2 separate regions of the Homo sapiens genome follow, and region 2 is linked to region 1. Evidence: read pairs that join two places in POLR2A ChIA-PET (ENCODE). Cell type or tissue: Panc1. All regions are shown on one strand. Links, peaks and the distances in the headings refer to the core of each region. The heading gives the core; the rest is flanking DNA.

Evidence for each region. ChIA-PET counts read pairs that join two places held together with the same protein. Peaks named below come from ENCODE experiments on the same cell type or tissue, not always from the same donor. Only the 100,000 strongest peaks of a DNase experiment are listed, where the experiment ranks them.
Region 2: POLR2A ChIA-PET joins it to region 1 with 12 read pairs; 3 of 35 experiments call an interaction of 5 or more read pairs at or near these places.

What each region holds. Positions count from the first base shown.
Region 1 is chr10:88,111,607-88,128,468 of GRCh38, forward strand. LOC105378416 (a long non-coding RNA gene) reads left to right here and starts at 8,707. Exons shown (of 3, transcript XR_946178.3): 1 at 8,707-8,824; 2 at 9,378-9,455; 3 at 10,354-14,038. RefSeq lists an enhancer at 2,909-3,248. In Panc1, for the core only: a CTCF peak has its summit at 6,835; no DNase peak of the experiment used is centred there.
Region 2 is chr10:88,007,975-88,024,836 of GRCh38, forward strand. No RefSeq gene overlaps it. Among named protein-coding and RNA genes, the nearest start is that of PTEN, 150 kb to the left of the region's middle. In Panc1, for the core only: no CTCF peak of the experiment used is centred there; no DNase peak of the experiment used is centred there.

The DNA of each region.
Region 1 (16,862 bases), core at 5,574-13,573:
TCCTTCTGACCCGGAGCACAGCTTCCTAAAATTGTTCTCTTGACTCTTGGAGGAGGATCCACTGGAGTTCACTACTGGCCACTTCCACAGCAAGATATTTAAAAAAAAATTTTTTTATTTCCATAGGTTATTGGGGAACAAGTGCTGTTTGGTTACATGAGTAAGTTCTTTAGTGGTGATTTATGAGATTTTGGTGCATCCATCACCCGAGCAGTATACACTGCACACAATTTATAGTCTTTTATCCCTCACCCCCTTCCCACCCTTTCCCACGAGAGTCCCCAAAGTCCATTGTGTCATTCTCACGCCTTTGCATCTTCATAGCTTAGCTCCCACTTATGAGTGAGAACATAACGATGTTTGGTCTTCCATTCCTGAGTGACTTCACTTAGAATAATAGTCTCCAATCTCATCCAGGTCCTGCGAATGCCGTTAATTCATTCTTTTTTATGGATGAGTAGTATTCCATCATACTACTCACACCACAGTTTCTTTATCCACTCATGGATTGAAGGGCATTTGGATTTGTTTCATGTTTTTGCAATTGTGAATTGTGTTGCCATAAACATGCGTGTGCAAGTGTCTTTTTTGTATAATGACGTCTTTTCCACTGGGTAGATACCCAGTAGTGGGATTGCTAGATCAAATGGTAGTTCTACTTTCAGTTTTTTAAGGCATCTCCACACTGTTTTCTATAGTCATTGTACTAGTTTACCTTCCCACCAGCAGTGTAGGTGTGTTCCCTGTTCACCACATCCATGCCAACATCTATTATTTTTCTATTTTTTGATTATGGCCATTCTTATAGGAGAAAGGAGCCAAAGACTTTTAATTCTTGTCCCACGATCAGTGGTTCTCAAACATGGGGATAAGAATCCACCTGGGGAGCTTATCAAAATGCAATCCTGGCTGGGTGTGGTGGCTCACAACTGTAATCAAAGCACTTTGGGAGTCCGGGGCGGGTTGATCTCTTGAGCTCAGGAGTTCGAGACCAGTCTGGTCAACATGGTGAAACCCCATCTCTACTACAAATATAAAAAAATCAGTCAGGCGTGGTGGTGCATGTCTATAGTCCCAGCTACTTGGGAGGCTGAGGCATGAGAACTGCTTGAACCTGGGATGCGGAGGCTGCAGTGAGCCGAGATCACGTCACCACACTCCAGCCTGAGCGACAGAGTGAGATTCTGTCTCAAAACAAAAAAAAAAAGAAAAAAGAAAGAAAGAAAAGAAAAGAAACATGCAATTCTCTCTCCCAGATCTTTCTTCTGACTTAAGTAGGTAAGGGTGAAACCTTGAGATGTGCATTTTGGAGAGAATCCATGATCCCCCTACAGACGCCCACTTTAGGAAGCTCTGCTCTGGTTCCATGCCACCATGCAAGGTTGGCCTAACGCAGCGGCAGCAGGACTATCGTGAAGTCAGGTTTAGAATTAAATCCTGGCTTAGCAACTTGCAAACTGTGTGACAGTAGCCAAGTTACTTAGCCTCTCTGAGCTTCGTTTTCCTCATTTTCCATAAGGGGATAATAATATCCACACAAGTTGCCGTCCCAGATTTCATTTAACATAGGTCCCTTCACTGCCCTATCTCACTAGTTTGACTCATTTAGAGATTATAGGCATAATGTCAGGGAGAGGGGAGGGATTTGAGGGAAAAGAGAACTTCAAAAAAAATTTTTTTAAGCTTCTTAAATCCTACCTCATAGGAGGAAAAAAAGACAACAAAACACCATTATTAAGGGCTGACCATGTGCTAGGCCTTGTCAGTGCTAAGAAGAGTACTTTTCAGATCCAATGTAACTCAACGCTTCACTCACTTCACAGACTCTCCCCTGGGCCCTGTGGTTGGGCTTCCTGTTTCCACATCAAAATTTAGTTCAATGAGCATTTGTGAAGGGCCAGCCAGGCACCAGGCTCTATGGGAGGTCCTGAGTGGGTGAGAGGACACAAATGTGGATGACAGGTAGGCCTGGGCTCAGGGAGCTCTCCATCTACTGAGGGACACAGGTCTGGGTATAACTACAATATGGACCAAGTACTGTGGGAGCTCAGGGGAGGGAGAGACTAATTCCAACAGATGAAAAAGAAGGAAAAAATTCCATTGGGCAAGAGTTCTCATGACCAACATTTGATTGCAGGCTCCTTAAAGATGGGCTATTTTTTTTCCCTGTTGACTCTTCAGAGTGTCCTGAAAAGCCTTGGGCCCTGTGGCTCCTTGATGAGTTCATTAGACTCACTGACAAGTCCTGCAGACCTTTGCTTCTTGATGCCAGCTGTGTGCTGCTCTCTGAAGCTCCTTCTTTCACACCAAACAACAGTTTCCAGGGCTGGTGGGCGTTGGACAGTCTGGAGCGATTCTTGACTTGATTTACTAATACATACTATTGCAAGAAAACCTTTGTGAAAGTAGCCACCATCCTGTCTGCCTTTTTATTCTGAAGCTCCTCTTGCTCTCCCAGCCCCATGTTCTCATGCACACTGTCACAGTGAGTTGTTTAAGTGCTCAGATGTTATTACTTCCTGGGTAATCTACTTGGAGAGTTAAAGTTTGGCCTGTGGCCTGGGCTAGGCATTCCTTTTTCCTAGGATTGACTTTCTGGAAAGGAGGGTGATCCAGCCTGTTGGACTGAGCACAGCACTTTGAGAAAAGGGGAGCTTAGGAATGGAGCCCAGAGGAAGCCCCCTGGTTAGGAGGAGTTGTTTATTTTAGCTGTCAGGATGGCAAAGATGGTTTCTATTTGGCCTGCCCTGTTGTACTTACTGGCTGCTATTGGTTCATTTTGTTTGAAAAAAAAAAAAGGAAAGGAAAGTGGCTGATTGTTGAAGAAGCTTTCGTTCAATGGGAAAAAGTGCTTCTACCTTACAACAGGAAAAGCGTCAGCAATGGCAGGAGAAAGCAAAGTGGGCCATCTCTTCATGGAGCCATCTGGTGGCTCTTCGCTGTAAGCACCACTCCTGGAGTCTCCTGTGTGGGTGCAGAGCTCACTCCATGCATCTCTTCTCGGAGAAGTGGCCTCCTCCAGTGCAGGAAGGAAACTCCTCTCCGCCACGGTGCACCAGATGGCTGCCCACTTTGATTGGCTTCATCATGGCTTTCAGGGACCTGCAGGACCTGCCCCTGGGCTTTGTTCTCAGCCTCTACTCCAGATGCGCTTCTCCAGCTCCACCCCACCTGCCTGCCCCCTGCCCTCCTAGGGCCTTTGCATTTCCTCCCCTCTGCTCAGGATGCCTTTCTCCAACGTCTTCTTAAGGCTGATTCCTTCTCATTGCTTCTATTGCAACTCAGAGGAGCCTTCCTCAGAGAGGCCTTCCTTGACCACTCTTCCTAAAGCAGGCCCTGTCCCAAGTCACTGTTCGTGACAAGTGTCGGCTTTATTTTACTCATAGGATACTTAGTGGCATCTAAATCCTATTCATTCATGTTCTTCCCTCTTGTTTATTGCCTGTGTTAAATGCAAGAGAACAAAGCCTTATCTGATTATTTTATCTCTGTCTCCCTAACATCAAGAAAAGTACCTGGCTTGTACTGAATGTTCAGTAAATATATGCGAAAAAATGAATGAAACTAAAGACATAAAACATAGAAAGGGAGGTGCTTTAGAGCCCAGATATGTCTGTCTGAGGCTGTGCTGGACTCCTCCTCATTCCCTCTGTTTCTCCCTAGATAACAATCTATGGAAGGGGCTATTTCTCTGGCTAGCATCCATTTTTCTCTGGGATTCTATTCTGGTTGGCAGGAATTTGGTTCTTCCCACCATCAAACCCTCCCGGGTCTCTTTCTTGGTTCAGTTTTTCCTAATGTACATTCACACTCTTTAATAGCTTTAACAGTGACTGTTTATAGGGGGGAAGCTGTCTTCCAACTTTGAGGTGCTATGATTTTTAGACATTTCCAAATATTCTATATAAAACACAGAACCATCAAGAGAAATTCATACCTCATCTGATCACAATCTCCTGGTTAACTTCCTTCACTGTGGACAGCGCTTGGCCTGCATATCCACACTCCTTTGCAGCCAGCAGCTGCCTCTTCTCTTGATGCTGCCTTTTCGTTGCCTAGCCAGGAACCAAGGCTCTATCTGCCCAAGGCTCTATCTGCTCTATCTTTAGAGAAGAGCCCTCAGATTCCAGGGAGCAGCAGCTCATTTTTAGTGAGGTTTCCCCTGTACCTGGGCTGGTCAAATATTCTCCCTCGGCCTTTTCTTCAAGATTTTTTTTTCCACTCGTGTGTGTGTGTGTGTGCATTCACACACATGTGCATGGCCATTGCACCCCACATAGAGCCCCAGCCTCATCCAAATTGCTGGTTCTTCTCTTCATTATTCTCTCTTTTTCTCATCCTCATCCTTCCTGGATTCTTCCAACAAATTCCAAATTTCTTTCCCATTTGGTATTTAGAAAACATAAGCTTGAACCACCAACTCAATACACTGTGAGCATCTCACAATTTCTCCAAATTCCTTGGGGATTACTGTCTTGTAATCACTCCTGGCTTCTAACTCCTGCTTTTTAAATTTGTGGCTCTATGCTTTCTGTTGTTCTAATCCATGTTGACTCATACCTGAAATTGAGCCTCTTCCCTGAGTTCACCAACACAAACAAAAATCCCCACTTATTCATGAAAGTTTGCAGAGAAGATTTTAGAGTAGACTTAAGAGGAGGATGGAGACGGTCTTATTGCAACAGCACACAGCCACATATGAAAATAGTCATCCAAGTTCTGCCTTCCCATCCCTGAGATTTTTCACTGGCCATTGCACCCCACATAGAGCCTCAGCCTCATTCAAATTGCTGGTTCTTCTCTCCAGCCTTCTCTCTTTTTTCTCATCCTCATCCTTCCTGGGTTCTCCTGACAAATTCCAATTTTTCTTTTTAGTTATGCGGAGCAATTCAACTCTTCCCTGCCTTTCTTTCCACATCTTGCTCTGGGTCCATTTTGCATATCCAAACTCATCAAGGTACGCAGCAGATTCAAAGGGTTTCTTATTTATGAAGAGCTGCTCTCCATGGAAGGCAATTGTGGTTTAAGCAGCATTTCCTTCTCCTTTGTAAGCAAGTTATTCAAGAAAAGGCCAATAGGAACTGATGCCCTGTGTGTCATCCAAATAAAGAATCCACAAAATACCAAAACTAGGAGTGGCTTTTCTGAGGACCTACTCATTGTCTACTTACTGTCTATTTTGAGAGGGCAAATGGCTCAAAGAATCCTATGAGCCACTGAAATCAAACTGACAAAGCTTTTAGAGTCACTTTGCCTCCATAGGGCAACTAAGAGCCCCTGAGCTCTGTTTGCCCTTCTACTGGGGGTGTCTTTCCATCCTGGGTGAACTAGCAGTTTTCATGAGCTTTTCTCAGCATGAAACTTATTAAAAACAAAACAAAACAAAGAAAAGAAATCATCTTTCCACCTTTTGCACTGGCAGCGGTAGAGCTGTGTTGGCAAGGGAAGATTTACTGGGCCTGGAGTTGTTCTTGGAGCAGGTTGCTCTGTGGAGGGAATCTAGGAGTGAGAAAGAAATCAGAGTCATAGAATGTGCCAGTGGAGGGGTCCTCAGACAGCCCACAGAGAAGCGCCTCCCTTTGTAGCTGAGGAATCCTAAGCCCAGAGCAGTGAAGCGACTTATTTGCCCAAGGTCACACATCAAGGCTGTGTAATTTATGGTTCATTGTTCAATCTGGCTAGGGAAGTAGGAGCCCCTTGGTCTGCCCTGGCTGCAGAAATAGGCCCACATAAGGGGTGTCGGGGCTGCTTTAGAAAACCCACAGCACTTTGAATCAAGGAAAAATGAGTCAATTGGTTCTTCTTCTTCATTCTTGAACTTTAAAAATCTGAGTTGCGGTTCAGTATTTGAGGTGGTATGTGCATTTGGCTGAGGGGGCGGAAGGTGACAGGGAGGATTCAGAAGATGGTGATTAGGTTCTTTGAGATGTCTGGGGGAGGAGGAAGAGCACGGAAGGAGGTGGGTTCCTCCCTAGTAGTGGAAAAAGAAATGTAAGTGGGTCAATTTGATGTCAGCTCTTGCCCTTCTAGACTGCAATGAAAAGAATATGCAGTCAAGTTTTTCTTTGGCAGAATGACTGCTATGTACACTGGAATCAGAGAAAAAAAATGTTGCATAGGATGGTTTGTAGTAGAGAATCTGTTGTGACCAATTTAATTCAGCTCAACAAGAAATTGTCAAGCAGTGATTATACACCCATCACAAGGTCAGATGTCTTGTGGGGAGCAGGAAGAAAGGCTCTCCAGTATCACTATATCCAAGACCTGACAGTCTTATTAAGAAATTGAGACCCACCTACATGGAACAGATAAAAAATTGGATTCAATAGCTTAAATGCCAAAAGTCTTGGTACCGAAAATGTGTATTCTGGAAAGTTATGAGGAAAGGGGTTGGGGGAGGGGTCATGAGGAAGTGAAACCTGAGCCAGAGTGAAAGCTGTTTGTTTTGGGGACTGTGTCTTCTTCTGTGTTTTCACTAGAGAGAGGCTTTGTCCATAATAGGTGCTCACTAAAAACCTCCTCAGTGATGGAGGGAAAGTAGGTGGGCAAAAACAGAAGAGAAGATGCAGAGGTGGTCCAGAGGTTTGCAGCTGCAAAGGCCAGACAAACTTAGCAGAGCAGAGAGGGTACTTGGTAGAATTGTAGGTAGGACCAGGAGGCTGAAATGTTTTCAGATGCAGAATTTGGACTTGCTCTGTGGCCAAAGGGAAACACAGGAGAGGCAAGGGTAGGTGCTTTGGAAAGTACACGGGCCTGTGGGTGAGGATGATGTGGGTGCTATACTGGGCTCTGCCCTGATGCAGCTTTGGAGGCGCTATTGAATTCTCTTTGCCTTAGCTTTTTAACATGTCAGATACAAGGCTGGACTGTGAATTCTCTTTCATGTCTACCCTCTTAAGGAATAAATCTGAGGATGATGTGCAGGGTGGACACTTGGAGGCAGAGAAACAATTTGGTTGTGGGAATTCAGGCGCTGAAGACCTGGACCAGGGTGCTAGTAAAGGGAAAAGCAAAGGAGGGAAGGATTTGAGAAATTTGGAAGTGATTATAAGGATACCTTTAGATGTTACTTAACAGAGTAGCACAGTTTGCTTAAAGGGAAGAGAGATGTTTTAGAGGGTGGTATTTGGGGTGTGAGGTAACTGTGGGATGTCTCTGAAGCAGCTAGAAATGTAGGACTAGTGGTCGGCTGGGCAGGGCAGGCTATTTAAAAGTAGATCCTTGAAATCAGATGACATAGTTTTGAATCCTGACTCTAATGGCCCTGGGCACATGACTAGAGTAGGGTGAGCAACTCTTCCAGTGTGCATTAGGGCATTCCCAGCTTTAGCACTGAAAGTCCCATGTCTTGGGAAATTCCCCGGTCCCAGTCAAACTGGGACAGCTTGCCTGGGACCGTCCTCGTTTGAAAACCACAAGGCCTGCATGCCAGGAACTACTTTTGTGGTAGGCAAACTGGGAAAACTGGTGAAGATACTTGATCAATTTTAGCTTCAGGCTCCTCATCTGAAAAGTAAGGATAATAATATGCCTTCCTCAGAGGTTGTATGAATTAAATGAGATGATATATGTGAAGTACTCAGCATAAAGATTAGCACAAAGAAGCATAAGAGAAACATTTGTGAAAGGATGAGTTAGATGAATCCTGCAGATGAACCAGTTAGGTGCAGAGGAGATGGGTAAAGTAATCCAGTGTCAACACGGGACACCAGCAGAGTCAGCGGCTTTGTGTACAGAACTTGTAGCTGGGATTGACCTGTATTTGTGAAAGAAGGCTTGCCAAGAAAATTAGTAATGTAAACAAGGAAAATGTTAGCCCATTGAAGAGGGCAACATTTTAATAATACTTATGCTAATTATAAGTGAATAGGTACATTCCATCAAGGATTTCCAAGATTCTTTAAAGACATACATCCCTGCTTTCTGGCTCAATTGACACTGTGGCTATATGTGCTTAAATGAAATAAACCACATTTTGTTTCCATATTCATACATTCATTGGTTGAGGCACTCATTCAACAAATACTTATTGAGCATTTTTTATGTGTTAGGCACAATGCTAGGCTCTATGGAAACCACAAGAAATATAAAAAGTAGTCTGCAATCTTAGAAAATTTACTATAAAGTGGTTTTATTATACTTATTTTACTTATTTAAACATGAATCACCATTTCCCCTGCCTAATTCTTTCCCCACCAATATTGGGGACTTTTGACAGATACATATACGAATATGATTTTAATTACCTTCAAAGTTCTAGAAGCCAGAAACAGAGAAATCAGAAAGTCCCCACCAGGGCATCTTGAAGCGGTAGGACAAGAACAGGAAAGGTAGACTAGGACAGCAAAAGGACAGAGGAGGAGGGGAACTGAGAGAGAAGGGGACAGGAGCGAGGAAGGAGGGGGAAGCAGGAAGGAGGGGGGAAGCGGGAAGGAGGGGGGAAGCGGGAAGGAGGGGGAAGCAGGAAGGATGGGGGAAGCAGGAAGGAGGGGGGAAGCAGGAACGAGGGGGAAGCAGGAACGAGGGGGGAAGCAGGAGCGAGGAGGGAAGCAGGAACGAGGGGGAAGCAGGAACGAGGGGGAGCAGAAGGAGGGGGAACAAGAAGGAAAGGGAAGCAGGAAGGCGGGGGAGCAGGAAGGAGGGGAAAACAGGAAGGAGGGGGAACAAGAAGGAGAGGGGAACAGGAAGGAGGGGGAGCAGGAAGGAGGGTGAACAGGAAAGAAGGGTTTGAATGAAAGAGTCTGAGGCAGGAGAAAGTGGAGACAGCAGCAAGAGGACTGAGGAAAGAAAGGAGAAAGGAAGGAACCTGTGCATCGCGAGGCAGGTGGGGAGGGAAAGAGAACTTGAGGAGAGACAGCAATTGAGGCTGGAAGAGGCTCAGGGCTGCTGAGCCTTAGTCACCACCCAATGAATAGAAATGTTCAAATTACACACGAGGGTTGTTTTTTTTTTTCCCACAGCTAAGAGGAAACTGAGGTAAAGACCAGAGCAGAGGAGGTCTGTAATCCCACTTCAGCTCTGCCTCTCTCTCCATTTTGCCTGAGGTTAATCTGCTCCAGGCATGTGTCTGTCACCTCTTTCTGATACCACAGGAGCCAAAGATCCTGCCCTTTCTGTGTCCAGCTAAGGCTGGGTCTGCGTTGGCAGGGGCCACCTCCTCCAGGAGTCAGCAGCTCCCCTGAGCTGTGCAGGCTGCTACTTCCCCAAAGTGCTTCCCTCTCAGAACTGGCTCTGGTGCAACTTTGACAGCACCCTTCCTCCTCCTTCACCTGAAGAGGTGAAGCAGAGTCAGGGAGAACATTTGTTTTCTCCTCCTTTCTTTCATTTTTCTTCAACACTCATTCTCCCTTTCCATTTTCCTGTTTTATATATCCTAGAGGATTTCATAAAGTAAGAGATTCAAGATAAAATGCTCAACACCCTCCAAGCCTCAGAGTCCAAGAGAGGAGTTGTATGTAAGTAATCAGCTCACTTACCCTTGGAGAAGGACCAGGCTGGAAGGGCCTTCCGAGGGCATAATAGTTAGCCAAGAGCTGGGACCAGAAGGTTGAAAAATTCCATGATCCGAGCCAAGTGGTCAGATCCTCCATCAGCAAAACTCGAACGCATCTGGCTAGCCAAGCATGGCTGCCATTGTGCATCTCAGAGGCCCAGACTGGTTTATCTCTTGAGCTATGATTTCAAGGGACAAAACTATTATAGACTCTAGGCCTGAAAGGAAGCTGTGCTGCTGAATATCAATTTCTGGGCTTTAAATATATATATATAACCTATTTGAAGGATGCTAAGCTATTAAGTGCAATCAGCGAGGCAGCTCCTTTGTGAACACGCCTCTGCTGTACATCTCAGACCCTTTTGAGTCGGGGCTTCTACATTTCTGACTTGTTTTGATGCTTTGTATCATTAGACTCTTAGGATGCTTTTAGTTATTACTCGACTGCCTGGACAGTCCATATTTGGAAGAAAGTCATATAAATGGCAACTGTCCAGCATTTTCAGAGGCTCGGGGATAGCTTGGAGATGATTACATTAAATTATGCTTGCGTATCACATTATAGTTTGCAAGCACTTTCCCCATTCAGTAGCTCCCTGAATCTTGAAACAACTCTGCCAGATGGGTAGGATTATCCCCAATTTGTTGATGAGGAAATGAAGGTCTAGAGAGGTGAACCGACTAGCCAAAGTCTTACAGCCAGTGGTAGATACAGATTTCCTAACTTAAATTGTATGTTTTTCCACCAAAGCTATTGTCTGTAAATGACATACAAATGAAGACAATTATAAATATGGATTGAACTTTTACTCTTTGCCAGGCATCATGCTAAGTGCTTTAACACGCATTTTCTCATTTAGTTTTCCCAGCGGGCACCTGAAGAAATGGATATTATTATCCCCATACTACAGATGAGAAAAGTGAGACTTACTGAGATGAAGCAGCCTGCACACTGTCACATGAAGGAGTTGTAGAGACCTGTATTAGTCCATTTTCATACTGCTATAATGAACTGCCTGAGATGGGGGTAATTTATAAAGGAAAGAGGTTTAATTGACTCACAGTTCAGCATGGCTGGGGAGGCCTCAGGAAACTTACAATCATAGTGGAAGGTGAAGGAGAAGCAAGGCACCTTCTGGCAGGAAGGAAATGTGCCGAGTGAAGGGGGAAAGAGCTCCTTGTAAGGCCATCAGATCTCGTGAGAACTCTATCACGAGAACAGCATGGGGGAAACCGCCCCGATGATTCAATTACCTCCACCTGGCCTCTTCTTTGACACGTGGGGATTATGGGGATTATGAAGATTACAATTCAAGGTGAGATTTGATTTATCAAGACCTAAACCTAGCTAGTCTGATACCAGAACTGGTGTTCTTAACCCCTGATACCAAGCAGGAGAGAGAGAGAGAGCATTCAATCTGACTTGGGGCCCTGCGTTTAATTGTCTATCCATTTTCTTTGTCTCCTGTTTGAAAGTTTCCATTCCCTGGGATATCAGAAGTCCTGTTATCCAAGTCCTCTGCAGACAAAAATTAAATTGGTTGTCAGGTTTCCGGGGTTGGGGCACCAGCAGAACACAGGTTTTGGGGGAGAGAGGACAGCATAAGGCAGGGATGGAGATGGAGGAGGGGTTTCCCATTCAAGTATGGCCACAGTGACAGGGGCTGAAGGGCGTGACGGTGTCATGCACGTGCAGGGGACACAGTGCCATCCCTTCTTCCTAGCCATATGTGCTGCTCTGTCTTTTTTATAGTGCCACATATGGCACTTCCTTAATGAAATTTCTTATAATAATTTATCTGACCTGTATCATTCTGTTAGCTTTAACAAAAGAAATTCTGACAGGTTTTGATATTAAATCTAAAAATATGTTTTCAACTCACTGAGGAGCCATAAAGCAGGCTGAAATCATACTAATGATAATGGACAATCTGCTTTCTACCATCAAGTTCTGATTATTTACATGTAGCAAACCATCCAGAGATAATGTGAGCCTTGAGTCTCCTTTCAATTTTTACTAATCTTCCCGAATTTACCAAATGGGGGTAGTGGAGGCCTGAAAGAAGGCTCCCCAGGTCACCTTGGCATGCCCTTCTTGATGCCTCAGTGTGTCACATGAAGCCATCCCAGTGCAGCTGCTCATGAATCTCTGGGCTGACCCTCCTGCAGTGGGGCTGCAGGGCTGTTTCAGTTAAAAAGCTCATGGTTCAGGAAAGGGATTTGCAATCTGATTTTCACAGATGTTTCTTTTCAGGCATCTTCCCTGAAACAATCCTTGTGGCGTTCAGATGGGCAGAGTGAACAGCACTGCCCTTGAACATGGGCAGCTCCGGTAGAGCTGTGCTCTGGCCCCCTTCGTGCTATACCTCTTCCTGCAGGGCATTCAGTCTGCAGGACTGAGGGACAACATCCACTCAGAGCCCATGCCCCTCTAGACTTCAGGTGCCTGGGACCCCATATTCCTGCCCAAACAGCCCTGAACCCAACTTCACTCCCAGGTCTCTTCCTGGGTCTGACTTCCTGAGAGTCCATCCTGCTGACAGCCTGCACACTCCCTAGTTCTGAAGGGGTTTGGGAGGTTGCTGTCACAACAGCCTGTGGATGAAGTTTGGACATGTGGCCAGAGGGGTCTATCTGCATGTTAACAAGGTGCTTGCAGTGTGGGACAGAGCCAGGGGTGGCGGGAAGTGGGATGCAGCCTCAGGCTCCAGGATCCCCTCTCTCATGGGTCACGCTCACTGAGGAACTCTGAGGGGTTCTGAATTTCAACTTGGCCTTTCAGGTCATTATGAAGGTTCACTTGCCAAGGCAGGAGGATGAAACATATATTCCTCAGCAGTTTGTCAACTTGACTTACATCTGTTACACATTTAGACGTATGTCACGTGGGCCTCCATTTGTACTCTTGCTCCAGCCCATGACAATATGAGGATGGGCCTGATAGGGTGGGGACCGAGCTTGTGGACCAAACAGATGGAGTATGGGGCAGGTGGACACAAGGCTTCTTCTTGTCCCACTCTCAAGGTGATGGGTTCATGCATTTCATTGAAGAATAGGGGAAGAGGAGAACTTGGGTTCTCTCCTTGGATTTGTTATCAAGTGACTAAATATCTTGGGTAGTTCTTTTCATGGTCTCAGTTTCCTGGTCGGTTAAAGAGAGAAGAGGTAGATTAGCATTTCCCAGGGCATGTTCCTAGACAACTTGCTCTGCCAGACGACCTATGAAACAAGGATTCCATGATCAATTAAATTTAGGAAACAAATTCTTTCTTCTTTGAGAATCATAATGCAAATTTGCATAATAAAGCCTCCCATAAGTCCTGTAGCTAAAAAAAATGATTAATTTTAATTACCATAGTTTCATACACCAAAGATTTATTGAGTTCTTACTGTTTGCTAGGGACTATGCTATGTGTTTTACATGTAAATTTTATTTAACTATCACACCAGACCTATCATATAGATATTGTTAGTATTCCATTTTACAGATGTTGAAACCAGGGCTTGGAGAAGCTAGGAAACTTGCCCAGAGTCAGGAATGAAGCTTGCTATCTCTTTTGTCCAGTATAGGTCATTAAGCCATCTTATTTGTACTTTTTACCTTTGGTGGTTATCACTACAAGCTCAGAATGATCTCCTATGTACATCCTATTTATTAGAAACTATTCCTCATTATAAACATTTTTCTAAACTGAAAAAAAGATTTTGAATAATATTAAATATACAAATGACCAAAAAGCATATAAAAATATTCAATGTCATTAGTCATCAGGGAAATGCAAACTAAAACCACAGTACCATTCCATACCCACTAGGATGGCTATAATCAAAGAGCCAGAAGGGTAAGCATTGGTGAGGATGTGGAGAAACTGGAGTCATACACTGAAGGTGGGAATGTGAAATGGTGCAGTCACTTTGGAAAACATCCTTGCAGTTCCTCAAAAAGTTAAACGGAGTTACTATATGAACCAGAAATTTCATCCTAGCTATATACACAAGAGAAATGAAAATACTGTGCCCATATAAAAACTTATATATGAATGTTTATAGCAGCATTATTCATAATAGTCCAAAGGTAAAAAAACCCAAATGTCCATCAACTGATGAATAGATAAAACAAAAGATGATATGTCCATACGATGGAATATTATTCAGCCATAAAAAGGAATGAAGTAGTGATACATGCTACAACATGGGTGAGCCTTGAAAATATTATGCTAAGTGGAGGAAGCCAGATACAAAAGAACATATATCAGATTATTCCATTTAAATGAAAGATCCAGAATAGGTAAATCAATAGAGGCTGAAGATTAGTGGTTGTTTAGGGCTGAGGAGGACGGGTAGATTGGGTGGGGAGTGATAGCTAATGAATGTGGCAGTAGGGGGACTCTTTTTGTGGTAATAAAACTGTTCTAAAATTGATTGGGGTGATGATTTTATTATTCTGTGAATATACTAAAAACCATTGTTTTTTACAATTTTAATGGGTGAACTGTATGGTATGTGAATTATATCTCAATAAAGCTACACCCTTACCTCCCAAAACTCTCCGCAATATTAAAAACTATTTGAAAATGAGGTCAGCTCAATTACCCCAATATTCACAGGTTCTTATGTTTTATCTTCTCTTCTTGTCTGCATTTGCCGCGTTGAACACAGGTCCGCATGCATTCAGCTATTCACTCAAAGTGGGAAGCAGAGAGGCTAGTAGCAATGATATTTGCTCATTGGTTCCTTCACTGATTCACTCACTGATCATTCTTTTATTTTTTCATCCATCCAATGCACATCTGTTGAGCCCCTCCATATGCCAGGCACTGTGCCAGGTTCTAGGACACAGCTGTGAGAAAGATAGACAAGATCTCAGATGAAAAGGAGCTCACAGTCCACTTGGGGCAACTGAAAAGTGCACAGTCAATTGCAATGCAGTGTGATAGTGCTGACATAGAAAGCCTTGCTGTGGGGAAGGTCACGGATGCCTTCTCAAAGAAGTGATGCCTCAGATGATCACTGAGGGTGACATGTTTAGGCAATTTCTAAGGTCTCTAAACACTCAGAGCCAGGGCAGTTAGGGAGTGGGGTGAGTTAAGGTTGGAGGGGTATGTAGAGACCAGACAAAGGTGGGCCTAATGGCCATATTAAGGAGATTGTGTGGTGAGCCATTGAAGGCTTTGAAGCAGGGAATGACATATTTTAAAATTACTATAATTAAAACGTACATATTCTTTTGTATTCTCGAATGTTTCATTTTAAAAATATTTTTAATAAGTTTTGTAATTATTTTCAATGGCTGCACATGTAATCACATTGATACTCTATTTTACTGCAGTATATCTCTATTGTTGGATATTGAGGTTTTTTCCAGTTTTTGTCTCACAACCCTTCTTCTGTTTTAGTCAACATGACAATGGACATCCTTATTTTCTCATGCATATAAGCCTCTGTTCCCCATTCTGGTTAACATTGGAATGAATATTCTACTTACATAACTTTTCTAGGAGTTATTTCCAGGAGTGACTGTCAAAAAGATTGAACATTTTCTGGCTCTAATTTGGTTTCACCATCATGGTTTTAAACGGGCTATGCTAATTGATACTCTCTTTACCAGCACTAAATAACCAGGAGAATTTATTTCTTTGCACTCTCTCTCTTTCTCTTTCTCTCTCTTTTGGAAAAGGACCTTCTTTCTGTGTGTACCATTTGCTAAATTCACCTGATAATCTGTGTAAAGGCTGAACTACTCATTACATCTTAGGCATGACATGTAAAAAAGAAAACCACATAGAAATTGAGACTGTTAGTCAGGGATGGAGTCTTTGGAGAATGAAGGTGTTAGGGCCATGAGTTAAAGTAAAACTAAATTTAAATCACTGACGTTGTTGATGCAATTCTGCCAGGCTACCCTTCTCTATACATTGTTGTCAGAATTAAATTTTTTTTCCATAAGAACAATAGTGCTTTAAAAAATACTTTTTTGGGTGCTATTTCAGAGTCTTTTGTCCATCAAGAGAATCCAATATGGAAAGGCACTGGCCTTCAATATAATAAAAATTTATCTAAATAGAATGTGGCATTAATGCCTTTCTCTGAAATACTGTCAAAATAAAGATGACATTTAAACACCCTTGCTACTGCTGCACATAAAAAGAGAATTACCTCTCATTCTGTGGAGCCCTACAAGTGCTAACAATATTTACAACAGCAGTAGCAGTTATTTTAGCTGGATTTGTGTTTGCCTTTAGCAGGAAAAGTTGGGACCAGGAAGGTTTCAGCTGAAGGAGATTGTTTTGGCCAACGTTAGACAAGTAGGATGGGATATTATATAGTATGTTGGTTTCAAAATGATTGGTTTGAGACTTGAATGTTGAAATCCATCATTTCCTCTTTGAGATTTCTCTGCATGGGAGACTTTAAAGGAGGAGAAAGTATGCTATATAGGAAGTTAGGAGAACTGGAATCTAGTCTCTACTCTGCCCCTAATTAATTATTCTATTAATTATCTACAAGGTCCTGGATAAGTAACTTTTTGAGTCTTCTCATAAAGGCCACGTGGAATTACTGGTCTGAAAGTAACCTGAGATGGTTAGCACTTGCATAGCAAAGAACATTCACCTCTTCCTGTGGGTTGTCTAAACTACTGGCTAAACACATTGCCAATGCCTGGCACTGCCAATGCCAGGCAAGCTTGTCCAGGAGGCTGTGGGATTCAGTAATGGTAATGCTCATTGAGAGGTAGTGTGGAGCAGTAGAAAGAGGAGAGTGTGGACATCAGAATGCTTGAGTCTTGGCCTGGCTTCCCCTTCCTTGTTATTGGGACTTGAGCATTTTAAATACCTTCCCTGGTTTATCCAAAAGTATCCTCAGCTGTCAAATGAGTTAGCTGGTTTTGTGGTCTCCAGGAATTCCTTTGAGCTTGGGCATTTGGTGGTTCTATGATTTCTTTCTGAGAAAGTTCAGCCTTTACCTTTGTTTCTACACGGAACTTTCATGGCCTCAAATGGACCAACTCCTAGAACCAATTCCCAAAGAACTCCCTGTTGAGTTGAGGGGACTCCCCTGTGCTGTGTAGATCATACTTTTGAAGTGTGCTTGTGATGGCATATGTTATCATGTATTGTCAAGTGGAAGGTATTTTTAGAAACACAGGAAGAAAAAGACAACATTCATATTTCATTCAAGTTTTATAAGTGGTCAAATTACTGAAGGGCTTAGAGAACTAGGGATAATTACGTAGTGGTAGAATGACTGTTGGTGAAATGAACAGATATCAATAGGGTATTTAAAGATTAGGAAATTGGAACTGAGGAAAATTAGCTGGTGGCCCTAGTAGAGGACCTATGTCATTGATTTTGTTGAAAATGGATGCTGG
Region 2 (16,862 bases), core at 3,555-11,554, 110 kb before region 1:
AATAGGGTGACTTTTTTTTTTTTTTTTTGAGACGGAGTTTCACTCTTATTGCCCAGGCTGGAGTGCAAGGGTGCTATCTTGGCTCACCACAACCTCCGCCTCCTGGGTTCAAGTGATTCTCCTGCCTCAGCCTCCCAAGTAGCTGGGATTACAGGCATGTGCCACTACGCTCAGCTAATTTTGTAATTTTAGTAGAGACAGGGTTTCTCCATGTTGGTCAGGCTGGTCTTGAACTCCCGACCTCAGGTGATCTGCCCACCTTGGCCTCCCAAAGTGCTGGGATCACAGGCATGAGCCACCGTACCTGGCCAATAGGGTGACTATTGTTAACATAATTTATTGTATAGCCTGAGCAACATAGTGAGACCCTGTCTCTACAAAAAATAAAAAAAAATTAGCTGGGCATGGTGACATGCACCTGTGGTCCAAGTTTCTAGGGAGGCCAATGTAGGAGGATCACTTGAGCCCAGAGATTGAGGCTGCAGTGAGCTGTGATCACGTCACTGTACTCTAGCCTGGGTGGCAAAGTGAGACCCTGTCTCAAAAAGAAGAAAAAATTTATTGTATATCTAAGTATAATTAAAGAGTGGAACTAGAATGCTCCTAACATGAAGGGACTCTTGAGCTGAGGCTTGAGGGATATGTGGAAGTTTTACAGGTGAAAAAGTGAGAAATGTACATGTAAAGACATAACATACGAGAAAATATGGCTTATTTAAGCAACGACAAATGGTCCAGTTTCATTAATACTAGTATGAGAGGGGAAGAATGACATGAAATGAGGCTAGAAAGGTAATCAGTAGCAGAACAGTAAAAGTAAGAAGTTACCATTTTTACCCTATAGTTGATGAAGAGGCATTGGAGAATTTTGAGGAGGATCTTGATAGCTGATCTGATCACTTGCTCATTCACTCATTCACTCACTCACCAAATATGATCTAGGTTCAATGTTGGGCCACTCTGGTAGCAATGTGAAAAATGAATAAATAAAAGATATTTGGCAGAGAACACCAGCTGTTTTCACCAAATGTACTTCTGCCTGGATACACAGCCAGACCACACATCTCAGTCTCTCTTGCAGTTAGGTGTGGTCATGTGACCTTAGTCTAGTCTATGGAATGTGTGCAAAAGTGAGTTGTGTTGTATTCTGTCCAGGCCCATTAAAACCTCACGTGTGCTGGGTTTTATGCTGGCTGACTGAGTTGAGATCTTGGAAACCAAGTCATGGAGATACTAGTGCTGTCACCAGAATAGGCCTCCCTACTGTCTTGAAACACATACTGGACTGTTAAGTGGGCCAGAAGTAAACATTTATGTGTTTACTTATAAGTTGAGTCATTGTGTATTTGGATCTGTTGCCATTGCTCAGCCTATCCTAATAACACAGAGTGACATAAGAAATTGGGTGAAAACATGAATATCTCAGCTGGGGGCAGTGGAAGTGGGGATAGAGAAAAGTAGGGGAGATAATAAATTGCTATTTAGGACATAGAGTCAACAGCATCTGAAAGATGGTTGGCTGTAGTTGGTGAGATTGGAGGCCAGGTCCAGCATGACTCCAAGGTTTCTGACTTGGGCAACTATACCAAGAAATCCCACAAAGACTAACATTATATCTTACCTTTACCATTTTGACTTGTGTTATTATTATTTAAAATTTCATAAGCTTTTTTTTGAGACTGGGTCTCTCTGTCACCCAGGCTGCAGTGCAGTGGTATGATCATGGCTCACTGCAGCCTCAGCTTCATAGGTTCAAGCAACCCTTCTGCCTCAGCTTCCCAAGTAGTTGGGACTACAGGCACACATCACCACACCTGACTCATTTTAAAAAAAACTTTTTTTGTGGAGAGAGGGTCTTGCTATGTTGCCCAGAATGGTCTTGAACTTCTGGCTTCAAGTGATCTTCTGCCTAGGCCTCCCAAAGTGCTGAGATTACAGGCATGAGCCACTGCACCCAGCCAATATAAACATGTTTTGATTCAAAGGATGTAATATTCTTGCTAAAGATATCTAGCTAGTATACCATTTACACTTATAAACTATTATAAATCAGTTAGTATTTATATTATATTTCCTTATTTAACTATTTGAAATATTTTAATTGTTTTTGTATGTGAAAATAGACAGCTTTTCACAACTGACATTATTATAATTTTACTTTTGTAGTAATACATATTTTTCAACTAACTGATAGAATTTCTGCATATATAGTTTTCAAGATTTTCACTCTGTTACATGTCAAACGTTTATATTTGAAAGTGAGTATTTTGATGTTAACAATAAATCTGAATGACAGACTTTTTCTATACTACTGTGATGTGGTCAAATATGATGGAAACCTATGTGATCACATGGTTGTCAGTATGCACAAGTTCAGGGGTGCCAGAAGTAGCAATGAAGTTGGCATTCAGTTATTTGGTCTTTATTGTTATTTATTTATTTATTTTGAGATGAAGTCTTGTTCTGTCGCCCAGGCTGGAGTGCAGTGGCGTGATCTCGGCTCACTGCAACCTCCACCTCCCGAGTTCAAGTGATTCTCCTGCCTCAGCCTCCCGAGTAGCTGGGATTACAGGTGCGCACCACCATGCCTGGCTAATTTTTGTATTTTTAGTAGAGATGGGATTTCACCATGTTGGCCAGGCTGGTCTTGAACTCCTGCCCTCAGGTGATCCGCCTGCCTCGGCCTCCCAAAGTGCTAGGATTACAGGTGTGAGCCACTGCGCCAGGCTAGTTATTTGGTCTTTCAAAGCTGAGCACTGAGGTAGAAGGACACTGAGAGAATGTCTAGATTAATAAGAGAATGAGGAACGAATAACTAATTAATTTAATAAATATTTATTTAGAGTCCATTATGGGTCAAGCACTGTTCTGGGTATTGGGATATGTTAGTGAAAAACACAGACAGATCTCTGTCTTTATGGAACATACATATTCTCATGTGATGGAATCAAGAAAAGTGAGGAAGAGAAAGCTTCAAGGAGGGAGGTATGATCAACAATTTCAAGTCTAAACAAATTAAAATAGGACTGAAAAATGTCTGTTGGGTTTGGCAGTTAAGGAGTTAAGCTGCTGGTCTAGAGGAATTATTGTATTGGAAGCCAGATTACCATGGGCTGAGTGTGAATGGGAGGTGAAGAAGTAGTGTCTTAGTCCATTTCTGCTGTTATAAGGAAATACTCTAGGCTGGGTTATTTACAAACAACAGAAATCTATTTCTCACAGTTCTGGAGGCTGGGAAGTCCAAGATTGAGGTACCAGCAGATTTCGTGTCTGGTGAGGGCTCATTCTTGAGAGATGGTGCCTTCTATGTGTCCTCACAGAGCAGAAAGGGCAAGGCAACTCCTTTCAACCTGTTGAAAATAAGGTCACTAAGCCCTCATGACTTAATTACTTCCTAAAACATTCCTCCTCTTAATGCTATCACATTGGGTATTAGTATTTTGTATAGTTTGGCTTTGTCCCCACTCAAATCTCTAATTGTAGCTCCCATAATTCCGCTGCGTTGTGGGAGGGACCTGGTGGGAGGTAATTGAATGATAAGGGCAGGTCTTTCCTGTGCTGTTCTTGTGACAGTGAATATGTCTCATGAGATCTGATGGTTTTATAAAGGTGAGTTCCCCTGCACATGCTCTCTCTTGCCTACTGCCATGTAAGACATGACTTTGCTTGTCATTCGCCTTCTGCCATGATTGTGAGGCCTCCCCAGCCATGTGGAACTGTGAATCCATTAAACCTCTTTCCTTTATAAATTACCCAGTCTCAGGTATGTCTTCATTAGCACTGTGAGAACAGACTAACACAGTATTCCAACATATAAATTTTGAGGGGACATGTACTTTCAGGCTATTGTATAGGAATCATTTAGAAGTTCAGCTATTAAGAGAAGGGGAAAGGTCAGTAGCTAGAAGAAAGGCTGAAAGGATATTTGTTGTAACCTGGGAAAGGCTTGAGTGTGTTATGCTGATGGTACAAAGGAGTGTCAACATCTGGAAGAATAAGGAGAATTAGTAAGAGGTCAGTGGTCAGGCATGAGGCGAGGTAGAGGTAGAGAGATCTTTGAAAGTGCCAAAGTCGATGGGAAGGAGAGCTGTAGGGAGAGAGTCTCCTTAGGTTGCTGGAATGACCTTAGCAATATGCTCTCCACTGTCACTAATGGGAAACAGTGACACACGTGGCACTTATTTTCAAGAGCCATGGCAAGAGATGATCTCCAACTCCTGGGTCCTTATTAGGATCCAACCTGCCTAAGCACAGTGCTTCCTTCCAAACCACAGAAAAGACAATCAGAAGTGGTGGGGACGCCACTCAAACCTGAAGCCACCGTGCAGGAAACTTAGGCCTTAGAAATGAGGAAATGGCAGGATTCCTTCTGCTTCATTTTGGTTTTCAGAAAATGAGGAGTTCTGCATAGGAACTTGGAGTGACAGACTCTGAGTGGTAGGATAAGGTCAAGCAGCTTGTTCACTGTTCAAGGGCACCTGGGCTAGGGAACAAATGGGGACCGAAAATCCTCTGTTCATCAAACTCATGCCTGGGGCATAGGACTGCAAAGAGACCTCTCTCTCTCTCTCTTTTAAAGAGACAGGGTCTCACTATGTTGCCCAGGCTGGTCTTGAACTCTTGGCCTTAAACAATCCTCCTGACCCAGCCTCCCAAAGTGCTGTGATTACAGGCATTAGCCACTGCCCTTGGCTTATTATTGTTATTATTTTCTAATTCATACAGACTGCTAGCAGCAATCCTGGCCAAACTCACATACTACTATAGAAGCTCTACCTACTGACTCAGAAATTATTCCTTATCTTTAAGGAGCTTAATTCCACACTCTTGAACACCCGGAACACAATTCTGTTCCCAGGGTGTAGTAGGGACTTCTTGAGTGGGTATTTTTAGAAGTGCTATTTTTGATAACCAAGTAATCATCCACAGATGCGTCACACAAGCAGTAATGTGAATATTAAAGAAACACGTGGGAAACATCTACAACCTCATTAGAAAGCAAAGAAAGTAGAATAGAGCAGCCTCGAGGCAACATTTTATACATAATCATATCAAAATTGAATGATTATGCCCTATGTGGGGAAGTGGGTGATAAAACTTACACTCACAGGGCAGCTGGCATCATTTGAGGACAAACCTGTTTGGAAAGCAGCATGACAACATGCAGCATGAATAATAAAGATGCCCCTCTTCTTTTTCCCCACGAAGTTATCCCATGCCTGAACATTTATCCCATGTTACTAATTCAGAAAAAAGCCTTATATATATGATATGAAGTTGTTCATTGCAATGTTATCTATAATGTCAGATAAATAGGAACTCAAGAAATAAATCATGCACTGATCAAGGAATAAATGAATAAGTTCCACGAAAGGAACATTCCATATAGGGTAGCTTCATAATAATGGTATGCTTCCAGAAGCCATATGTGCAAAATGTGTGCCACTCAAATACCATATACAAATTATACAGTGGTGTCTTTTGTTTTCACAAGTAATCTTAAACAAATTTTTTGCAAGGAAAAAAATCTAGGCATTGTTTAAATGCTTCCAATAGAGTAGTGAGTAGTGGTTCTCAAACTTAATTGTGTATCAGAATCACCTGGATCATCCCCCACTGCCCCTCAGAGATTCTGATTCAGTAGGTTTGGGTTTGGGCCTGAGCATCAGCTTTTTTTTTTTTTTTTTTTTGAGATGGAGTCTCACTCTGTCTCCAAGGCTGGAGTGCAGTGGTGCGATCTCGGCTCACTGCAATATTCACCTCCTGGGTTCAAGCGATTCCCCTGCCTCAGCCTCCCGAGTAGCTAGGATTACAGACGCGCACCACCACGCCCAGCTAATTTTTGTATTTTTAGTAGAGACGGGGTTTCGCCATGTTGGCCAGGCTGGTCTCGAACTCCCGACCTGAGCTGATCTGCCCACTGCGGCCTCCCAAAGTGCTGGGATTACAGACATGAGCCACCGCGCCTGGCTGAGCATCAGCATTTCTAACACATTCCCAGGAGATGCTGATGCTGCTGGTCCTGACACTTTACTTTGAGAAACACTAGTTTAGAAAAACTAGCTTTTGCCCAGGGAATCACAATTATCACTAAGCATCTAAGTAGAAAGCAAAAACAAAGACATACATTCCTTGAGGTCACAAATTGTGTCTTGCTTATCCATGCATCCTCGGCAACCTGACTCCATGCAGTGTCTACATAAATGCTTTTTGAATTGAGTTGCATCCATAGGCAGAAATTTCAATAAACAGTGGGGATCTTCACTTTCCAATTTCTTGTTATCAACTGGGTCATAGTAGCATTCATGTTGAAGCCATCACGGTCAGCACAGGCACTCTGAGCTGACCCTTAGAATAGTCAAACTGCTGCTGAGACTGGGCAATGAAGTAGGTGATGAATTTTGCTGTTGTTATATTCTGTGCCTCTTAGAACACTGAATTCTTAGCAACAGAAGCTGAAAAATCAACCCACTGGCCTAGCAGTGAGGAATGGTAAAGAGAAGTGCCTATGATGTCAGCAGACTTGAGTTTATAAAAGAGATGTACTACAATTAAATAAAATACTTCAATTACAATTAATATCTTTATACAAGCTTCTTTGTATTTTCCGAAATTGTGGAAATGCTAGTCACATGCTTTCAAATTGCTCTGCAAAAGGATTTTGCCAGGGATTTTAAATTTTACTTCTAGTAATAAAGTTTCTTTATAACTTTGCTGATATTGGATGCTATTAATCTTTTTATTCTTTATATTTTAGGGAAAAGTTATTTTTACTGTTTTAAGTTGCATTTCTTTGACTCTAGTGAGGTTAAGCAAATCTTATGTTTAAAGCAAATCATCTATTTGTATTTCTTGTGTGACTTGCTTGCTCTAATTTTTTGCTTATTTTCAATGCAGTTGCCTGTCTTTTCCCTACTTATTTGTAATTAGTTTTTCTGAATCGTAAGTAGTTATGCATTGTTGGTTATATGTTTTCTCAGTCCGTTGATTGTCTTTTAACATTTTTATGGTGCTTATCAGACACATATTTAAATTTTTATACAATTGATGCCATCATTTTTGGTTTTGGCTTCTGGGTTTTCTGACCCACATGAAAGATTTATAAGATTAAAAAAATACTTTTTGTATTTTAACCTTACACTTTATTTTAAAATATTTTGTTCTTTAATCAATCTGGAATTTATTTTTAGTATGGCACGAGGTAGTGATCTAATGAATATCCATTTTTATAATATCATAACTATACTTTCCCCATGAAATGCTACTTTATTTACAATCTTTTTTTTTTTTTTTTTTTTTTGAGACAGCGTCTCGCACTGTTGCCCGGGCTGGAGTGCAATGGCGCGATCTCGGCTCACTGCAACCTCCACCTCCCAGGTTCAAGCGATTCCCCTGCCTCAGTCTCCTGAGTAGCTGGGATTACAGGCATCTGCCACCATGCCTGGCTAATTTTTTGTATTTTTAGTAGAGATGGGGTTTCACTATGTTGGCCAGGCTGGTCTCGAACTCCTGACCTCATGATCCGCCTGCCTTGGCCTCCCAAAGTGCTGGGATTACAGGCATAAGCCACCACGCTTGGCTTACTTTTATAATTTTTAAGCTCCCATAGACATGTAGCATTTTTGAATATTTTGTATCAGTGGGCTAACTCTTTATTCATTAGCTAATACTACCTATTTTAACCTTGGCTTTTTGTTAGAGATTGTGGTGAGCCAAGATTGCACCACTGGACTCCAGCGTGGGGGACAGAGCAAGACTCCATCTCAAAAAAAAAAAAAAAAAGTTTTCCCTTACTGTTATTTAAAAAATTATTGGCTTCTCTCATTCATCTTCTTTTTAAAAATTAAAATTAATTAATTAATTCATTAATTTTTAGAGACAGGATTTTGCTTTATCTCCCAGGCTGGAGTGTTGTGCTCAAACATAGCTCATTGCAGCCTCCAATTCCTGGGTTCAAGCAGTCCTCCTGCCCCAGTCTCCCTAGCATCTAGGACTACAGGCATTCTCCACCATGCCCAGCTAATTTTTTTATTTTTTATTTTTTTTGGTAGAGGTAGAGATGAGGTCTCACTGTGGTGCCCTGGCTGGTCTCAAACTCCTGGCCCCAAGTGATCCTCCTGTCTCGGCTTCCCAAAGTGCTGGGATTATGATGTGAGTCACCATGCCCAACCCTCATTTTCTTTTATATAAAATTTAGAAGCAGTTCGTCAACTTCCAGAAAAGTTTGTGTTGGAATTTTGATTAAAAAATGTATTTTCTGTTTTGCAGTGGGCAGATGTATGCAAACCTATCCTAAAGTTCAAGGAAGCTGAGAGGCCGAAGAAAGAGGCTGACAAATCTAGTTTCTCAGAAAGAAACCTTTAACAGGGATTTAGGAACAGAAGCCATGTCTGGGTCTCAGACAGGGCAGGATGAGATGGTGAGTTCTTTGTGCCATTACCCCTGAGGCCCAGGGCTTATATACCATAGGAGAGGGGTGGTTTGGAAGAGATGTGTAGCGCCATTGAAGTACGAGAACATCAAGATTGTTTGACCTACAGGCAGGATTTATAGTAGTAAGTACCTGCTTTTATGCAAGGGACAATGTAGAGAAACTGGAACTCTCAGAGCCCTCTTGGAACTGGGGTTAATCAGAAGCCAACCTGGTGAAGTAGCATCCAAAGTGAAGTTGCTTCACCCGCCACAATTTCTATTTAAAACAACAGTATATTTCATTTATTTAGATTTTCTTTTATGTCATTCATATTATTCTTGAATGTTTCTTCTTGGGTTTATTCCAAGTTTGTTGCTTTAGGAATAGTACAGTATCTTTTTTCTTTTAACTTTCTAACTGATTATTATAGACAATTAGATATTCTATTAAATTTTGTGGTCTTGTACTAGCCATATTTACTCTCAGATGAGTTTCAGAAATTTCTTAGTTTATTCCCCTAATTTGTTACTTTATGTAGACAATTATATTATCTTCAAAGAATCATCACGTCTTTTCCTTTCTCATATACATATTTCATTAAAAGTTTTTTCCTATCTTATTTAATTTGTTAGCATGGCTAGTAAAATATTTATCGATTGCAGGGATGGCAGGTTTTCTGGTGCTTTGTATTATTTATTTGTTTATTTTTGAGACAGGGTCTCACTCTATTACCCAGGCTGGAGTGCAGTACCAGGATCACAGCTCACTGCAGCCTCAACATCCTGGGCTCAGGAGATCCTCCCACCTCAGCCCCCCAAGTAGCATGGACTACAGGTGTGCACCACCATGCCCAGTAAATTTTTTATTTTCGTAGAGTCAGGGTCTCACTATGTTGCCCAGGCTGATCTCCAGCTCCCGGCCTCAATCAATCTTCCCACCTCAGTCTCCCAAAGTGCTGAGATTACTGGTGTGAACCACTGTGCCTGGACCATATCTTTTACTTTAATGGGAATTTTAAAATGTTTTGGCATTAAAATGGTGCTTTCTATAGGCTTCTACTATATTCCCTTCCAACTTTTGTTAAGTTAAAGAAATGTCCTCTTATTCCTTTTCTAAGTTTCTTTCCTTTTAAAATTGAAATGTGTATTGAAATTTACCAAGTGCTTTTAAGCACTATTGAAATTTGTATATCATTTACTTTGATCTGTTATTGTTATTCTACCTGTATTCTACCTGTACAGGAATATTCTACCTGTATTCTACATAGAATACATAAAATAAATTCTACATATTTTACTTAGAATACACAGAGTAAATTCTACTTTGTCATAACATTTTATTCTCTTAATAATCTGCTGGATTCAGTTTTTCAAATAGTCTATTTGTATGAGCTCATTAGTGAAATTTGCTTATGAAGTATTAATCACAAGTTGATTGACCCAAGGCACCTTCCAGTCCTTGTGTCTATTCAATCTCAATTGAGGTTGTTGTGTGCTCTTCTAGTCTTTATAGTATTTTTCTCTTGCATATGTTTCTATTTTCAAACAATTACTCATGATTTCTAGTCACTGATGAGACTTTCTCCTATTTTCCAGGGCTTGTTGGGCTTATCCTTGTAATATTAAAAATATTTGGATGGGAGGATCAGCGGTCATCTGTGTTCAGTCTATTATCTTGAACCAATTCCAGTATAGTTGCTGCTGTATTTAAGAAAAATTTTATGCCTGTTTTATAACTTTCTGCCCCATTAAATTATCTTTTTTTGGACTAATAGTTTTGTATTAATTGTTCTGAGTGTTTTAGAAAGGGAATGATATTATATAAAAGCAACTTTAGGCTCGGTGCAATGGCTCACACCTGTAATCCCAGCACTTTGAGAGGCCAAGGCAGGGGGATCCCTTGAGCCCAAGACTTTGAGCCTAGGCAACATAGTAAGATCCTGTCTCTACAAAAAAATGAACAAAATTAGCTGAGTGTGATGGCATGCACCTGTAGTCCCAGCTACTTGGGAGGCTGAGATGAGAGGATGGCTTGAGCCTGGGAGGTCAAGGCTGCAGTGAGCCGAGATCACGCCACTACATCCAACCTGGGTGACAGAGTGAGACACTGTCTCAAAACAAAACAACAATAAAAATTTGTATCTCTTTTCCAAAAAGGATATCTTTTTTTTTCCTTTCCATGATCTTATTTTATTGGCTAGAGATTTCAGACCATGTTGAATGTGTATGGGGACAGAGGGTATCCTTATTACTAAAGTTAATAGGGCTCAATTTTGTACATGTATAGAATATTTGCTGCTGGTTTTGTAGACATTTTTTATCTCATTTGAGTTATATCTTTGTTCCCTTTACTTCTAGGTTACTAAGTAATTTTTAAAAAACTATGTATTGCTGTTGAATTATTATCAAATTCCTTTTTGACCTTTATTCAGAAGGTCTTCCTTCACCCCCCTTGACTTATTAAAATAAATAGATTTCCTAATTGAGGGAGATCACCGTCATCCTTTTCTCCATGGTTTTCTTTCATCATCACCCTATTGTCTTTGCAGTGCAGGATGAACAGCAAGACCCTGACAAGCAAAAGGGTGTCTTCAGCCAGTGAAGATGGCAAAATGGATAGACAGAAGTGTGCTTTTCTAGTTGTTTATTTTTTTTGTCTTTCCCATCATGTTAAAAAAATTTTCATCACTCTCCAAAATCCCAGTCCATCCCCAAATAAAACAAGGCCCTGCAGAGAGTCAGCTTTCTGGCTAGAGTGCAAGGTACATGCTGTAGCCATTGGACAAAACGAAGCCAATTGGGTAACAGGATAGAAACCATGACCCTGGCTCTTTATCGATGAAATAACCAGGCACAGACATCACAGGTTTTCTCTTTGCCAGTTCAAAATGCCAAAAAGGGATGCAGGGGAAGAATTAATGAAGATTCTCTCTGATGTAGCTTCTGTACTCCCTCCCCATAGCGTGTGTTTGCTTTTTGAGTAGGGGATTTGATTCTGAAATACACCATACTTGGCAATTTTCTTTAAAGCTTAAACTCTTAGAACTAAGTCTCAGGATTTTCGATGGCCATGGGCAAATGCTTTTTTTGTGGATACTGTTTGATGAATGTGCCCAGTTGACGCCTATGCTCACAATTTCCACAAGGAACATCCTGAACCTTTCTAACTAAACACAAGGCTAATGAATTATGTGTGGGAAACTCTCTCTACCTCTCTCTCTCTCTTTTTTAAGTATGTAGCAGTCATGGAAGTTGAGCCATCTTTCCATTAGTGCATGATTGCAAATGTCTTTCTTAGTATTTAACTACAGGATAAGACAATGGCCTAAAAACTAGGCCCTAGAGATGAGCCTAGTAGGCTAGTTTCCCAAATTGTGAGAGAGTATTCAGGATGTTCTTGCTACCCAACAGTATATTCCATGGAGGTAGATCTAGGAAACTCTGATAAGACTTCCGGGCTGCCACACTCAAGACCTCCAGCACCTTTGCCACTTGAACCAGTGAAGAGTCTCACAGCCTGCCCTAACCACAGCTCCCTTCTGAGAGGAAAAGCTGCTCACAGTGAGTGGTCATAGTTATGGTATTTATCCCCATTCCTACTGCCCCTATTCACACATATACATAACAAGCTAACTTAAGGGTGACCCAACCATAGGCTAGTGACCTTCCTCCAAATGCTTTTATTTATTCTATTATTTTTATTTTAGAGGCAGAGTCTTGGTCTGTCACCCAGGCTGGAGTGTAGTGGCATGATCTCAGCTCACTGCAACCTCCACCTCCCCGGTTCAAGCAATTCTTGTGCCTCAGCCTCCTGAGTAGCTGGGATTACAGGCATGTGCCACCATGCCAGGCTAATTTTTGTATTTTTAGTAGGGACAGCATTTTGCCATGTTGGCCAGGCTAGTCTTGAACTCCTGACCTCAAGTGATCTGCCCATCTCAGCCTTCCAAAGTGTTGGGATTACAGGCATGAGCCACCGTACCTGGACCCCCAAATGCTTTTAAACGAATCACATTGCTCTCTCAGCAAGGAAGAATTGGAACACTGAGAGACTAAGCCAGTTAGGTATCACAGGTGAAGTTGGGGCAGGCTGGATCTTAAGAGACCAAGTACAAGTTAAAGTTTTGAGGGAGAAAAGACTGAGAAAGCAGAGGACAGTGGATGGTAAGAAAGAGAAGAAAACAGATGTGCTGAGAAAAGCAGAGAAGTCCTACACATTAAGTGGCCATGGTTCCTATTGCTTCCCAAGCTCCAGTTCTCATGAGGCACCAGGATGTATTATAGTTTACCGTCTTTGGGAATCTATGAGATTCCTATGTATTCTCATAATATTAATCCTTTGTATGTGTCAACTTGAGTGTTCTTGCAATCAAAAGACCTGGCCTAAGATATGGGCAATGTGGGAAATCCACATTTAGGCAGGCAGTGGAAACTTTAAAACTCTGTCTTTAGTGCCAGCCAGTTACTTTTAATTTGTTTTCCTCATCATAGGAAACCTTATAGAATTGGAGTGTGAATTTCTTGGTGCAGGATGGGAATGCCCAGAGCTTGAGGATTTAGGGTTTACTGGCAGGGCTGAGATCTCTTCACACTCCTACTCAAGAGGCATGACTATCTTCCATCACCTCAAGAAGGTTTTAACTAATGCTTTCAAGATGTGAGTGATTGGTAATTTACAAATGATGCTGGGTAGACTGTCTCTGACATATCCACTTGCACCTCCAGAACTCTTTATATGAGCGATACTCACTTCTCAGTTCATTTGCTCAGTAAACAAAAGATCAAAGGGGAAAAAAAGGTAAGAATTAATAGTAGGAAATGAGCATTTTAGAGAAATGTCTGAAATCAGCTGAGTGCAGAAAGAGAAAGCTTGAATGTGATAGACATCAGCTCTAGAAATTTTCTGAACACTCTAGGATTCTTATGAACCTGCAGCCATCCTTCAAGGCCCAATTCATAGGGTATTCTTTTCTTGAATTGGGAATTGAAGGGTGGATAGGATTTAGATATGCTGACTTGAGAGCAGTGGCATCCCTTGTGGAGAAAATAGCATGAGTGAAGATCTGGAGAGGGTCGAGGCCACTATGTGTGGAAAACTAAGGACAATTCAGTTTAGCTGTGGGGCTAAGGGTACACAAATGGAGGAAGACGCATGTTAAACCAAAAAAGTAAATTGCGGCTTAACCCCTGTAATGGCCTCTAGGCAGGCAAAGTGAGTATCAGAGTTTCATGAGTGAGGGAGGGAGTGATTCATTAGCTGCCTTTAGGAATATTAACTTGGAAACACTGTGTTGTGAGGATTAGAGTGAGGAAGGAGTGGACATTGGGAGATCTGGCGCAAGATAAGAAAATAGGCTGGGTGTGGTGGCTCATGCCTGTAATCCCAACACTTTAGAAGGCTAAGGTGAGAGGTTCCCTTGAGTCCAGGAGTCTGAGGCGAGCCTGGTCAATGCTGTGAGACCCCCATCTCTACAAATAATTTTTTTTAATTAGCTGAGAGTGATGGCATGTGCCTGAAGTCCCAGCTACATGGGAGGCTGAGGCGGGAGAATGGCTTCAGTCCAGGAAGTTGAGGCTGCAGTGAGCTATGTTCTCACCACTGCACTCCAGCCTGGGTGACAAGGGAAACCCCATTTCAATCAATAATAATAATAACAATAATAATGTAGTTTTAATAAAAGGAGAACAGGAAGAGAGCAGATGAAAAAGAAATTAAATTACAGAGAAATGGCTCAAGTAGGCCTTGAAAAGAAGCAGTCTGTGTTACCCTTGGAAGTTGCCTGCTTGTGTTGTTGGCAGGATAATGGTACTTTTAGGAAAGTGGAGAATGCCAGAGAAGGAGAAGGAAGTGAGGAGGAGGAAGAAATAGGGGAGGAGAACTCATTCTTGAATCAGTTTAAGAAGCTTCAAAGACTCAATTGATGAGTGAACATCAGATTTAAATACACCCTGTCTCCATTAGGGAGATACCCAGAAAGATGCACTATGTCATGGCTAAATTAGGCTGAGTTTCATGTCTGCATGAAGAGAAGTGTATTGGTCTATGTCTGTAACATATATATCACTAAATTTTTCAATGTTTTTGTAATTTGTATAAAAATCTCAAAAAAAAAAAAACAGTCTTTTTTTTTTCCCAAGGGGATTAAGCTATCCTATGGCGTATAGCCTTGGGTTTTTATTTCATTGTAATAATTTTCTAGTCACTTAAAAAGTTCTTGCGTATTTAGAATTTATTACTCCAAGTTTGAAAAATCTAAGGCTTTGTGTCTTAGCACATTGCATCTCTGTTAAGACATTCTTTCCACAAAGACATTAGAAGGATCTCTGGAGGTGACTGATGAAACAATAATTTTGAGTGGATTTAGGGTTTTAATTACTGTTTTATTTAATTGTGAGTGGGCACTGTGGAAAAAAAATCCATCAACAAAGGAAACAATTGTTCCAAAGAATTACATCTGCATTTATTCTCTGTCAAAAATTTCTCATTAAAAATGTGTTTCTTTAAAAGTAACTCAAAGCAGCTGATGAAATACAAGAGCATGGAAAGTTTCAAATCCCAGTGCAAACTGGATTCATCCAAGATCATTTGCCAGAGACTTGACTCCATGGTAAAGAGCTTCTCACCATTTCTCACATCCATTAACTGGGTTTCATACTTACGCTCAGATGCTGGCAGTTTTATTTCCATAGGTGGATATTTTCCACTCAAACACTTCCTTTTCATAATACTTTTGATGTCTCTAGAGCATTAATACTGTTTGACTTTTCTCTTTAGTGATGACTCTGACTCATGTTTTTTTTACTTTAAGAGAGTGGGTGAAGAAAGAAAGAAGCCATAGGCAGCTCTACTAAAGAGGTGAAAATCCTAAAGACCATTCCACAATGTCTGAACCACCATCAAAGACTAGTGTGTGAGAAATGACAGTTACTGAGATTATTCCCAAACCATTCTCTAGTTTTTTTGGAAAGATCAGGCCTGCATGAGAGGCCACTGGGGTAAATCTTACAAAAAAATAAGACTGTAGGAAAAAATAGAACTACCATTTGATCTAGCTGTCCCTCTTTTGGGCATAAACCCAGAGATAATGAAATCACCACCTTTTTAAGATATCTTCACCCCCATGTTCACTGCAGAATTATTTACAATAGCCAAGATATGGAAACAACCTAAGTGTCAATCAGTGGACAAATGGATAAAGAAACTGTGGTGTGTATATACAATGGAATATTATTCAGCCCTAAAAAAGAGCAAGATCTTGCCATTTGCCACAACATGGATGAGCGTGGAGGATATTATACTAAGTGAAATAAGCCAGACACAGAAATACAAATACTGCATGATCTCATATGTGGAATATGACCTCACATGTAGAATATGCTGTCACATGTGGAATCTAAAAACAAATTCACTGTTGGGCCCTGTGACTCATGCCTGTAATCCCAGCACTTTGGGTGGCTGAGGTGGGAGAATCACTTGAGACCAGCCTGGGTAACATAGTGAGATCCTATCTCTACAAAACAAATTTAAAAGATAGCCAGGCATGATGGCACCCACCTGTAGTCCCAACTACTGAGGAGGCTGAGGTGGGAGGATAGCTTGAGTCCAGGAGGTCGAGGCTGCTGTGAGTCATGATCATGTCACTACATTCCAGCCTGGGTGACAAAGTGAGACTCTGTCTCAAAAAAAATAAATAAATAAAGTAAATACATTGAAAATATTTAGAGACAGAGAACAAAACAGTGATTACTGAGGCAGGGGTAGAGAGTGAAGACGAAATGGGGACATGTGGGTCAGAGGATAGAAAGTGGTAGATATGTAGGATGAACGAGTCTAGAAATCTCATCTACAACATGAAGATCTTAGGTAATTAAATTGTGCTGTGTATAGAATTCACTGTAAATGAGTAGATTTTAGCTGCTCTTGCCATGGGTAACTATGTGAAATGACGACTATGTTAATTTGTTTTCACTATAATAACCTTTTTACTATCTCTGTATATCCCTTAACATGTTATATACCTTAAATATACATAAAAACGTTTATTTTTTTAAAAAGATTACAGAAAAACATCTCTTTGAAGCTGGCACTGCTGATGAAAACTAAAGCAATAGATGGAGAAAAGAGGACGATAAAGAAAATTTGGGCTGATATTCTCCAGAAAAGGAAAGGGTGGCCACCTTGTCAATGGATTTGTTGAGCACCCATTATGTGTGGGAAGGGATTACCAAACGCTACAGAAATCTCTGTCTTGAGGTCATGTAACAGTCTATTGAGGGAACAAGGCACATATATACCAAAATGATTTAAATAGCAAGGTAAGAGTAGCATAATAATTCTCAGCAGCTACTGAGCGTTGTATAGACATTGCTTATTTAATACTTACCAAATCAGCCCATGAAGTAGATGGGTTTGTTAAAATGTATTTGCTGACTGGCAACAGAAAAGCCAA